Linked DNA regions of Homo sapiens: region 2 is linked to region 1. A link is a contact called in ENCODE Hi-C or POLR2A ChIA-PET data. All regions are on one chromosome and are shown on one strand. The core of a region is the stretch at or near the end of the contact, and the rest is flanking DNA. Distances in the headings are between cores, read along the strand shown.

Region 1 (6,267 bases), core at 678-3,177:
AATGTATGTCAGCATGGCTATTTCAAGGAAATTGTTTATGTTGATAAAAAGCTCAGACCTAAACCCAGCTTGAAGTCTTAAGTATTATTGAGATAATAAATGAAGAAATTCATCATTTAATGCATTTCATAACAAATAAAGGAAACTATTTTGCTTAATGGGTCTACTAAGTAAAATCCCACAGAAAGCTACATAGGACCTTGACATGTGATATCTGTTTATGGTAAAAAGAATGTAATAAATTAAAATCTGATGTGACTATATTCATGCTTTTTATACATTTATGAAATAAACTATAGTAAAAACCTAAATTTAAAAACCGTATTTCTAAAGTTAGATTTTTTAGTATTAAGTGTTGTCATGATATAATAAAGCTTCAATCAGTTTGATTTTTAAGTAGGTGTGAAAATTTAATATTATAAATTCATATCGGAATGAATTATTTATCCCCAGGGGGATCACACTCACATTGAAAAAAGAAGTTTTACTGTAATGTGGAATTACTTACTATTTTCTTCCGAATATGTTATAACCGTATTTGGCATGTTTCAAAGTTATATTTAATAAAGAAAATGCATGTTTCTATATATGCTGCTATGAATACAAAGTGCCTCAAAACTTACTGGCTTAAGACATCTCTATTTCCTAATGTTCCAATGTGTCAGGAACATAAGAAGGAATCAGCTGGACAGCTGTGCCCTGTAGTGTTAGCACCATTCACTCTCTCTCTTCACTTCACTGGAAGGTAGAAAAAGTTCACTCACATGTCTGGAGCCCATGTACTCCTTCATGTGTTCTCTTCCTCACCATCTGGGAAAATTGGGCTTCCTCACAAAATGGTGGTCACCTGGATCTCTTACATGACATCTGGCTTCCAAAAGGGAGTGTACCAACATAGGTGACACAAGAAGCTGCAAGCATCTTTAGGCCCAACCTTGAGAGGTACACAACGTCACTTCTGACCATTATATTGGTCAAAGTCAGTCTTCAGGCCTGTCCACATTCAAGGGGAATAGAAACCCCTTATTTCAATGAAAAGTGGCAAATAATTTGTGGCCATCTTTAGTCCATTATGCTATTTAGACCATATTTCTGATATGAAGTTAAACATATAAAGAAGCTACTACCTATATTTATAAATTAGAAAATGGAGAAGAAAAAGAACTTTCATTATAAAATTGTCTTGCCAATTTCTAGGCTCCTTTAAAAATATTGTCTATGAATAATATGAAAGTTTCAGAAAGCTGCTATTAGAATTTGAAGAGAATGCTGTAAGTATATGGTTTAAATAGTATCTTCCTACCAAAATGTCTTAAAAAGTGACGAGAGTAAGGAAGTTTATTGAACTAAGAAAAAGAAAAGCCTTAAAATAGATTGGCCAGTTTCTTCATTCATGCGATTATTTTTTCATTTATTCATTCATCCAACAAATATTTCTTGATATCCCATTGTGAGCCCAGGGATTTTGTTAGGCAAGGAGGCTGTAACAATGAAAAGAAAAATATTGTTTTGTTTTCTTAACTGTGCTTACAACTTAATGTTACAAATTACTCTAATGCATGAGATTATTCAGCTGAAGTTTTGATAATGTAAAACAACAAAATTCTTCGTATAATCTGTAAATGAATTGTATGTGAAAATCATTATATAAAACAATGAAATACAAATTCCTGGATGCATTTAGTTATTCAATCAAATAAGCATAATTTAAGATTTTGTTATATCCCTAGTGCATCCTAAATCTTCAGGCCAATGCGTAAACCATGTTTTCACAAAAACAGATGCCTCCCAGCACACAGGACAGCTACAGCTGCTCTGTAGCTCCACGTGGGACCGTCTTCTCTTTGCTTACCAGCCCATCCCCAGTTCCAAGAAAACATGAGCTTCTTAAAACAAAGTTGAAAATCTAGCGGCTTTCGAGTCAGCTGGCAGTGTTTCTGCATTTTTAAAGCAGGCTTGGATATCGGGGGCAGCTTAGTGTTCACTCTGTAACTGACCTCTCTGAGCCAAGTTCAGCGTGGTGTGAGTTATCAAACCTGACAGCCTTTTGGCAAGCCTTTGAAGGCTCTCAGGCCAGACTCCCTTCCAAGCTCAGCTGGGATCAATTAGGATAAATAATAGTTCCTGCAATTGTTAGTTTCTACCATGCTTTTTAAAAGTATTTAGTGTGCAATAATGCAATTTATGGCTTACCGGTACCACACTATCCATTCAAAACAAAATAAGATCAAATCGAAAGGTTAAAATGTCCTGAGAGTTGCAGAACGATACGCTGAGGAAAAAGTACCAGAGAGGCCAATATTTTGACCATTCTTTTCTCTCCACATTTATCTAAAACATAAGTAAACATAAATACAAAACTATAAGATTTCTTCAAAATCTGGATTCTCACCCCAACAGCAATATTTTGACAGTCTGGTTAAAACATAAACCATAAATACACACACATACACACACACACATACACAATCAAGGACTTTTAACTGCCCTCAGCAACCAAAGAGATCTGCTAGTAAACAATGCGGATTTTTACTTCTAGGGCAAAAAAATGAATTTAAGCTCAAGCTACTGGTGAATAGCAAACGGAAGGTACTCTATAGAAGCTAACAGAACAATAGCAAATGATAATTTTCTATAGCAAGAGTAATGCCATATTCAATAATGCTAATGTTCTGGCTTCATGTGAAACAAGTTTTGCTTTTACTGGGTGTTTCTCTTCATGTGGCCCAGGGCAAGGTATTGCAACTATTTCATGCTGAACTTTAAAACTCAACGGTTTGCGGCCGGGAGTGGTGGCTCACGCCTGTAATCTCAACACTTTGGGAGGCCGAGGAGGGCGGAATACGAGGTCAGGAGATTGAGACCTTCCTGGCTAACATGGTGAAACCCCGTCTCTACTAAAAATAAAAAAAAATTAGCTGGGCGTGGTGGCGGGTGCCTGTAGTTCCAGCTACTCGGGAGGCTGAGGCAGGAGAATGGCATGAACCCGGGAGGCAGAGCTTGCATCTCGCCACTGCACTCCAGCCTGGGCGACAGACCGAGACTCCGTCTCAAAAAAAAAAAAAAAAAAAAAACCAAAAAACACGCAACTGTTTCCAAGAGGTTTCTTTTTTGACCTCAGTTCTTCAGTTGCTACTGGAGTCATGAAACTCTCATGTCACTTCTTTAATGTAGGTTTGACTTCGGTCTGTCATAAAATGTTACTTCTTGTTTAAAACAATGTAAGTTAAAATGTTACTCTACATTTGCCTCGCGTTTTCTGCTTCACTTGGAGTCTTCTATTTTGGCCTCACATGCTTAAATTTTTTACAAGCAAGATTTATTGTTAATAGGAATGTCTGGGTTTTTGTTTCCTTTTTCATTCGGAGATAAAAAGTTATTTGAAGTCCTATTATAGAAAACTTTTACATAAGTCACAAGAATTAAGAATTTTTTTCCAGGTAGATTTTCCCATTAAATGAATATCTCTGTTAATTTAGAATGATAGTCAAAAATGGTATGAATACTGTGGATAAAATAATTTAATAATGTTTACATCCAAAGAGTCCCTTGAATGCAATTGATCGTTGGCTCCTAAAGTCAGCTAGAGTACTCTTTCAGTAATGTCCCTGGTAACTGCTAAGGATACAGTAATGCTTAGATATGCATCTTTGCTCTTCCAAAGCTAACTACTATGCCTAGATGACTTATGTGCTCCTCCAGCTCAACCTCTAAATTTACACAGTTGTTGGAACTGCGATTGAATGCCAAAACACAGTCCATTTTGTAGAGCGTATTTTAAAATGAGCACAATATATCATTTGGTTAAGTAATGCATAGAGTATTTCACTGTTCTTCAATATAAAGACTCCGAATATGGGGTGTGTGTGTTTGTGTGTGCACACATGTGCTTGTGCGTGTACACACTATTAAATGACTCTGAAGAACACGGTGTAACATATGTTCAAATTATCTTACAGATCTTTTTTTATTGCTGACTTGTAATTGAAAGCTAATGAAAAATATACTACCAAATTTAGGGTAGCAAAAATATTTAATTCTGCTTAACTTAACAAATATTTATAGCCTTAATATTTTCACAGTTTGAAATATGGGAGACACGAAAGATAGAAGGCTTAGTTTCTAGTCATAAGGGAATTTAGAATTCTCATGAAAATTTTCCATAGAAAAATAATAAAGAAGTAGCATTAAAAGATGGCTAATAATCCAAAGTGAGTGCTCACAAATAGCAGTTACCGTAGCAGGAAGAAGGAAGGGCTGATTATGGATTGACATATTTATGGAAGATCTCAATCACAAATGGATAATTGCCTCTAAATAATATAGACATGACTTTAGTGACAACATATTGTAGCATATTTTACTCCTGCAAATGATATTCATCAATTATGTTATCTTGTTTATCTATACAATTTTTCTTATATTTATTTCAATAGAAATCAATTATGCCCTGAGGATAAGAATCTTTGATGACTCACTATGTCTACTTTGCACAGATTTTCTAAAGGCAAACACCAATAGAAACCACTCTATAGTTCAAGGCTAGGTCCAGAGTTTTGGGTTAGAAGTGTTTGCTTGTATTTTTGTCAGTTTGTTTTGCTTTTTACATAAATAACATTATTTTTAAATTAGGCATATTTTTCTTTATTTTTTTCTATTAATGTAACTTCAATATTTTTAATTCATTCTTCAGTTTTTCTTCTATTTTTTATTTGGGGCTTAGTATATAACTTTCAAATTTACATGTTTATATAAATGCAATTAATTTAATATTCTTTAAAAATCTTTCTTCTAGTGTTTCAGCATTATCATTTTACTATTTAATGCTAATATATAAAACAAAATTAATAAAATTGTAAATCTATGATGTTACATCTTCTGCAATTTACTTTAAAATAGTTCAAAGTAAGCAGCGGCATGTGTATAGGTAGAAAAGTTAATTGCAATCTACAACCTAGAGCTTTTAGATCACACTTCAAAGATGTTATCTGAAATCCACATTCTATAATTAGCTAACAAAAGCACATAAAATATTACTAACTTAATGTACACCAGCAGGTAGTCTGATAGTTTGTCTCCGAAGATGGCACCAAAGGAGCCAGCCTTCCAGATTCTGTGCAGTTTTTGCCCACGAAGAATGGTGAGATAATTCTGTACCTACACTTTAAGAAAGGCTATTGATTTTTAATTTTGAGATCTTGGGAATGTTGAGCAGCCATAAAAGATGTCCAGTTACACCTGCTGGAGATACTGTGTGAGATACCCTAAGACCATGTATATTAGGGTTTTATAGAAGGACAGAACTAATAGGATAGATGTGTGTGTATATATATATATATATATATATACACACACACAGGGGAGTTTATTGAGGAGTATTGACTCACACGATCACAAGGTGAGGTCTCACAATAGGCCATCTGCAAGCTGAGGAGCAAGGAAGCCCGTCCGAATCCCAAAGCTGAAGCACTTGCAGTCTGATGTTCGATGGCAGGAAGCATCCAGCACAGGAGAGAGATGTAGGCCAGAAGACTAAACCAGTCTAGTCTTTTCACATTCTTCTGCCTGCTTTTATTCTGGCCGTTACTGGCAGCTGTTTAGATTGTGTCCACCCAGATTGAGGGTGGGTCTGTCTTTCCCAGTCCACTGACTCAAATGTTAATCTCCTTTGGCAACACCCTCGCACACACACCCAGGAACAATACTTTGCATCCTTCAATCCAATCAAGTTGACACTCAATATTAACCATCACACCATGTAACAAAGAGAAAGACACAGTTGTCTCCATGTTCCAGTTGAGCTTGTAACGACAGCCAATCCAGGCACTTTCTCAATGCAACTACATGAGAAATCCCAAGAGAAACAAGCAAAAAAATGAAGCGCATTGAGAAGAACCGAAGACTTAGCAATAAAGAAACAAGTTAAAGTAGGGAGAAAACAAACAAACAAAAACAAAGGAAACAAGCCATCATTGGAGGCTGAATGCATTACTTTCTCAGCCTGATAAAATGTATTTGCAGAAAAAAAAAAACCTTATGGTGAACATACTTAATGGTGAAAAAGCTCATCCTGCTTAAGATCAGAAACAGGGCAATAATGTCCATCTTTAGCATTTTTATTCAGCACTGCACTAAAAGACTTGGCCAGTGGAAGAAGGTAAGAAAAAAATAAATCAAAACAATACATATTTGTTTGCAAATGGCATAATAATTTATATACACAATTTTAAATAATCTGCAAAATATATCTTACAACCCATAAGTAAA
Region 2 (7,169 bases), core at 1,292-3,791, 120 kb after region 1:
ATTTATTTATACCTATACTGGTTCATAGTTTCCAATTTTTATTAGGTGGGTTATAATTATTTAACAAAATTTTTATTTTAATCTTCAAATGAACCTTTTTTGGGCCAGTAGCAGTTCTTTCAAGGTGCTTTCTTTTTCTTTTGCCATGTTTCCAACATTCCTGGCTCAACAAGATATACCAGGTTCATCTAATATTTGCCCTGCTCCAACACTGGAATCAGTCATTTCTCAAGAGCCCCTGGAGAAGCCAAGATCTGGGTGTACAGTGTGTGCTTATTGCTTTTGAAGTATTGCTACTCCAGTCCTTCCAAGTGGAAGGAAGCCTCGTGAATATATGTATACACACACAAACACATACACACATGCACATACAGACACACACACATATACAGACACAGAGTTTTACATCTATATGTATTTCTAGATCTAGCTATAAATCCTGAAAACCGTGAGTTCATACCAATAACTAATTCCAATCTAACCTCACAGGGCCTATTCTGGTTTTCTTTATTTCTTTCCATAAATGCAAACTCCTTCTCCAACAATGAGAAACCCAGATCTCATTGTGCTTACATATTTACCTATTTGATAAGATGCCCTGTATATAACCAAACTCCTGCCTCTGCCATGACCCCTGATCCATCCAGGTTTACTGCTTACCCAACCCTGGAAGCCTGGGCTGCCTGCCACATGAAGTCCCTTATCCCCTTGTAGAACACTTGCCAGGTAACATACAGGATGCTCAGTTAAATTTGAATTTCAGAGCAACAACGAATTATTTTGTAGTATCAGTGTGTCCCAAGAAAAGTTATACTGCTTATATGTATAACTATTATTTCTTTAAAAGCATCAGTATAGTTTCATTGTTTATCTGAAGTTTAAATTTAACTGGGGGTCTCGTGTTCTGACACCACAGTTCAGGCTTCTCTTAGCATAGGTCCGACTTTGTATTCACTTGCTGCTCGCTTCATATACATGTCCCTTCCCTTCACCTTAGCACTCTGGCTCCCCCAGCTAAGCTGACCCTCTGTGAGACACAATTTCTCATTCTACTGTGTGCTGTGACACCCTGCACTGAGTTGGGCTGTGACGTCCAGCCAGCCTGAAATTCGCCAGGCCCTTCCTCAGCTCCGCCACCTGGTCCAGGGCAACCCACCCGTTACGGGCTGTCCTCTCACTCTGAAACCTCACCTTGAGCCACTACACCTCTCCCCAACTCCCTTGTGGATGTCTATGTCCTGCTTCACCCAGTATTTTTAGGACCCAATGTTCAGAGAGGGAAAGAGAGGGAGGAAGGAAAAAGAAAGAATTCTGAAACATATTTGAGGATAGATTGCAGAGTTTAACACTAAGTGCTCATTTCATGATAATAGATCATCATGAAAAACACAGGAAAGTTCTACTAACAGCAAGAATAATTTATAATTTCTATTTGCTTCCAAAAACAGAAATAAAAGGTCAGAAGTAAACCGTTTTGGACTGTTTTTCCCCAAGTGTGAATAGTAATAAGCCTGCTTTGTTAGGAGAAAGAAAAAAATCAAGACGGAGGGGAGAAGAGGAAGAGAAAGAAAAGAATAAAAGAGAAAGAGAAAAGGAAAGAGAAAAAAAGGGAGGGAGGGAAGGAAGGAAGGAAGGAAGAAGGAAGGGGAGAGGAAAAGAGGGGAATCTATTATGTATAATGTTAAACATTTAAATGGTATGAAATGCTTTAAAACACTAAAATTTTACATTTTATTACTTGAATAAGAAATCTACACAATCTGGTAGATGAGGCAGGGAATGTTGCCTCCCCTATGTATATATTTTTTTCTTTTTCTTTTGTTACAAATCTTTATTTTATTTGTGCTAGCAAAGTGCCCAGACCTAAGTGATAGTAGACAATTTATGTAATCTAGTGAGTCACAAATGAGACAATTCTATACCCCTAGGGAGTGGTTTGAATACTGTGGATGTATTTTTGGTTTCAAAATTATTGGGAAGAGGAACTAGCTTGGTGAACATGACATGAGACAATCTAACATACTGAAGAATTATTCATTCAAAACATCAAAAGTGCTTCCATGGAGAAACACTGGTATAAGCCTAAAGCTGCACTCCACCCCTAGTTTTCCATCCTTTCTAGCAGCTTACACATGGCGAGAGTACCCAGTTCTAATCAATGAAACCTCAAAGGAAATGTGAAGTTGCTCTAGGAAAGCTATTTGTTTCTAATGAAAGATGACATCATAGAACTCACCATCACTTTCCACTTCTTTCTTCTTCGAAAGCAGCCATCTGTGTCCAAGAGAACTATAGAGGCACTAGATGTTGCACTGTTAAGAGCTGAGCCAAAGCTGCACCTCCCTTCCTCCAGCTACGGAAGGAAAATAAATCCTTACTTGTTTAAGCCACAGAGGTCAGTTTTTCTGTTATTTTCAACATAGCACATTCCTAACTAAAACTATGGTATTTTTATTTCAAGAAGAGAACATTTAAATGTTCGGCTTTCAGGGATCTCCTGATTAGAAGAGATGACTACGAACTCCCCTTTCAACCTATCTTGATGATCTATATTAGATGAGGTGACAGAGGGAGGGAGGAGAACTAGAAACAGGGATATCTCCTAGTTTGGTATAAATGCAAAGAAGACTTCATTAAAGGCTTATTGAATGGTGAATGCCTTGAATGCTGCCTCTTAGTGCCCAGTAGCCCGAGGGCTATGAAGCATGTGAAAGTGACATAGAGAATTTATTCTCTAGGGGCTAAAGGACCTATCTGTTAATAACACTTTCTAACTGCTTGACATTCAGCTAAATACTTAACCTAAGATTCCTCAGTTACATGAAGGTAATAATGGTTGCTACCTCAAATGGCTCTTGTGAGGATTAAATGAGGTAATGCTTGTATACAGTGCAAAGTATAGAGTAAGTATCAATGAAGGTAAAATACTGGTGATTTTTCATACTCTCTACATAATTTTAAATTGTGTTTCTTTGGTTAATTACTTTTGGCTGTTACTTTTTTTGTTGGTAGTGAATTTAAGAACCATGAGAAGAATGTTATCCAGCAAATGCTGTATACTTTAACATGCTTATAAAGACTTTTTAAAAGTAGCTTCATGTATCCCTTCTTCATTTTTATAGTGGCAATTTAAGCTAACTAGCTGGCATTTTATCATGCATTTACAGATCCACAACTCTAGTAAATAAAGTTATCAGACAGGAATACAATTCAGAAATATATTTAAAGAGCAAAGCTTATTTTTCTAAGAATTTTACTTTGTTGATTTAAAAAAACAATATTTTATTGTCTTATCTAAGTGAATTTCATATCCATGACAAGTTTGTTAATGTTATTTAATCCCCTCAGCATATCAATTTAAAGATCAAAGGTTAAAATTTTATAAAACAAATTGTGAGGTAATGCAATGTCAATCTTGTAATGTTTTATGAGAATAATGCAATTAAATTATAATATATAAAATTCTTACATTTCTAATCAAAGCTTCATAAAATGAACATATTGTATAGAGTGATTACAAACTGAAAAAACAATTTTCTTAAATAGAAGATGTGACAGAACATAGTTAAGAGGATTTACTAGGTAATACATTTTGAGGACTTCTTAAAACAATAAACTACACATCTTTAATATTTTTAAAACTGCCAGAAGTCTGTATTTAATATAGGATCATGCTGTATTTTTGAACCTCTGTTTTGTTGTAATGATATCATACTGAAATGTAATGCAAAGTAAAATGTATACAATGTAAAACGCAAGTCTTACATATGTTGCTATTGGATACACTGCTTATAAAGCTAAGGATAAAAGATAACTCTAAACTCTGAGTCATACAACAGTTATAAAGCAAATATGCACATTTATATCTCAAAAGATAAAATTGCAACTGTTACTAAGCAGGAGTAAATTCTTTGCTGAATCATCCTTATTGCAAACATGTTTTGTCATTAGTGGCTAGATTGCCCAATTCAATTTTCCTACGTATCAATCAGTGCCTAACGTTTTAATTTTACTAACCCCTTTGGAACTATTATCACATCCTAATATTAATGCCAATTGTAGTAATTGTGCGCTAAATTCCCTTTGCCTCTAAAACATATCTTTTCCATAAATGTATGTGAACATTTCTGAAGACTCATTTTTACTAACATGTATTTTATTATATAAACAGAAATATGTATGACAAATATATAAAATAACAGACATTAATCATACATTAAGATACTATTATAAAACGGAAATATTTGGAAATTCACCTTAGAAGTTTTAAAAGGAGTTGACAAAGAGTTTAAGTTTGTTTTTCTACCAGTCTGTAATATTTATGAAGTCAGACAGATCTGTGTTCTCCTGTATGTAGCCCTAAACACCAAGCCCAATGCTTGGAATTTAATAGAGGACCAATGAGAATTTGTTGAATTGAAACCAATTGATCCTTATTATGCTTTCTAGAAACAGGGAAAAGAAAAAATTTGAAAGACTTGGTAATTTCTCTTTCACAAAATGATCATTCAAGTAGATATTAATAGAAACAGCTTTCACGATTCCCTAATCTTTTTTGCCCTGGCAGGATGTTGTCTATTTCCTTTCTTTCCAAACTCCATGCCATTTCATAGCTCATCTCCAGAAGTTTCTTTATGCTAGGGTGATTCATGGCCCAAGAGTCTGTTATGATTTTCCTTACCTAGGGCATTACATTAGAAAAAATGAAGCTTAAAATCACATTAATTATATGATATTAAATAGACATAGCTACATTTAAACAATGATGTATACATTATGATTAAACTATTTGACTTATTTACTTGTGTTGCCAGGGTTTGGAAGAGAATATGCAACAATTAGAATTATGTAATGTTGATGGCATTATGATAATTTTTATCCCTACTGCTGCACAAACTTATAATTAAAGTTAAAACAATTTCTCTATGCCTGGTAACTACTTCATATTATTAATTTATATGGAGTTTGAAATCGATCAAAAGCCATCTACCTGTCTTTTGCAAATAAACTGTCCTTAGTCCACCTCTTTACACATCCTGGATTTATATAGCTAATGTCTTCAAAATAGTATAGGATTTCACATTTGAAGTTTAATTTTCATATAGTCAATTTTATTTCAGCCTATGGATATCCTTTTAAATATTCTTACAAATTAGCTATCCCTTCTAGCTTTGGGCAATATGAAAATACTACATGTAATTTATTTAAATAAAATAACACACATGCACACAAATAAGTTAGATGAGGCCACATGCATTTCATCTGTCTTAGCCAGTTTGGACTGCTATACCAAAATACCATAGACTGAGTGGCTTAAATTATAGACTTATTCTCACACTTCTGAAGATCCAGGTGCTGCCGCATTTGGTTTCTGGTGAGTACTGTCTTCTTGGTTTGCAGACAGCCAGCTTCTGGCTATATCCTCATGTAGTAGACAAACAGAATATCTTTCTCCTCTCTCTTCTTATGAAGGCACTAATGCCATTTATGAGGGCTGTACCCTCATAACTTAATCACTCCCAAAAGACTCACTTCAAAATATTATCACATTATGGATTAGGGTTTCAGCATATGAATTTAGGGGGAACATAAACATTTAGTCCATAGTACCATCTGAGGATGCTTTTCAAGTTGATAATGTTCAAATTTTCATCTCTCTGTCCTTGCAAACATTATTTAATCAGTCTATATATTATCAGCTTATCCACCAATGATTTATGAGATTGTATTTCTGATTAACTTATCAGAAACCAAGATACTCTATCATGGTTATTGTTTTACCAGTTAAGTAAGACTTACAGACATAACAACTATGAGATAGTCCAGGTCTATTTAATAGAAAAGAGCTGCACACATATTCTGAAGTAGTTTGCTAACCTGAATTTGCATAAGAATCCACTAAATAAGCTTTAGAGAGCTGATGAGAATCCACTAAATTAGTTTGAGTGGATTCTTACGTAATTTCTAAATGCAGGTCTCAGGACACCATCCCCAAAATATGTTGATTCAGTAAACCTGTGGGGTTAATAATGAATCTACATTTACAATAGGGACTCCACTTCCCTAGGTTTTTTGTACATGATTGATCCTTGAACCATACTTTTGAAAAACACTGGAAGTTATATATTATGGAAGGAAAACAATATGTACTAATTTCAACCCAGAGAACTATGATGTGGACACATCTGAAGTGCAATATCAATAATATTTAATATGTATCCTACACAGTGAAATAGAAAAGAACAAATAATCCAACAGGGAATATATACTTTTATATTATGTGGTAAGACAACACATAAAAATAAAATAAATAAGATGTGACAGTAGAAATAAAGTTTTTTTCACATAAACCTTGGTTCAAGAATATAAGAAAATAACTAAGTATTAATATGTAAAAATTGCAAATGTTACAATACTGCAAGCAAGATTTCTAACCATCTTCTGGGTATGTGACTTTTACTTTTCTGCATATGTGGATATGTCAACAACTGGAATGGTAATGTGCTTTTCTTAGAATTATAAACAAGTTATGTAACAGTTTGGTGGTCCAAAGACATCCTCTAACATGTGTGGGTCTCTAAAGATACGATTTGGCTGTCAAGCCTTTTCTATTTATAGGAAAATAATACATAACGTATAAATTTCTAAACAGTATTAATTCTTTTTGCTGACATTTACCTATTTGTTTTTATTCAGTTTTATCTTTGCAATTTCTTACAAAATAAAATATTTTTCATTTTTATGTTGCCATGTGACTACATCTGAATATCAAATTTTTCCAAAATAGTAATCTGATTGTGTAACATCGTGGCTTAAAGCCCTTCAGATTCTTCACATGACTCTTAAGATGATATCCAAATTCTGGACATGACCCACAAGACCACTGCCAGCCAAGCCCTCCAGTCGGCCCTCTCTGGGTTCTTCATACCAGCTCTCTCCAGCTTAGCCACAACTCATCAAGATCTTGGTATATAACAGATACTGTCCCTAATGCATTATGGAACAAATCACCTTCAATCCCTGCTAAAGATGTTCCAGATAGAATGAATTTTCTTTTCTTTTCACAAATTGATCATTTGAAAAGAAAAGGAAGCTTTGCCATGTTTGTCATGTCACACAATACCACATCAGTTACGAAATGATGAGGCTCAGATTTGAACTCAGACAAG

Evidence for each region. A loop is a pair of places that touch in the nucleus more often than their neighbours do. ChIA-PET counts read pairs that join two places held with the same protein, here RNA polymerase II (POLR2A). Pooled maps may share reads with other maps.
Region 2: a loop to region 1 is called in a map of heart left ventricle, with 2.5 times the contacts of the local background. The contact joins the promoter of LINC01695 here to the enhancer-like site in region 1. A Hi-C loop is called at or near these places in 4 of 168 maps with a recorded cell type or tissue (Right ventricle myocardium inferior, heart left ventricle and left cardiac atrium) and 3 of 50 pooled maps. POLR2A ChIA-PET finds 5 or more read pairs at or near these places in 1 of 52 experiments (PC-9).

Annotation. Positions count from the first base shown.
Region 1 is chr21:28,109,449-28,115,715 of GRCh38, forward strand. The region is part of intron 2 of LINC01697 (long intergenic non-protein coding RNA 1697); the gene reads left to right. Among named protein-coding and RNA genes, the nearest start is that of LINC01697, 64 kb to the left of the region's middle. Within about 2 kb of position 1,928, at least 12 of the 41 ENCODE cell types and tissues checked have a DNase peak (open chromatin) inside an H3K27ac peak, as active enhancers do.
Region 2 is chr21:28,226,126-28,233,294 of GRCh38, forward strand. LINC01695 (long intergenic non-protein coding RNA 1695) reads right to left here and starts at 2,542. Exons shown (of 6, transcript NR_126012.1): 1 at 2,237-2,542.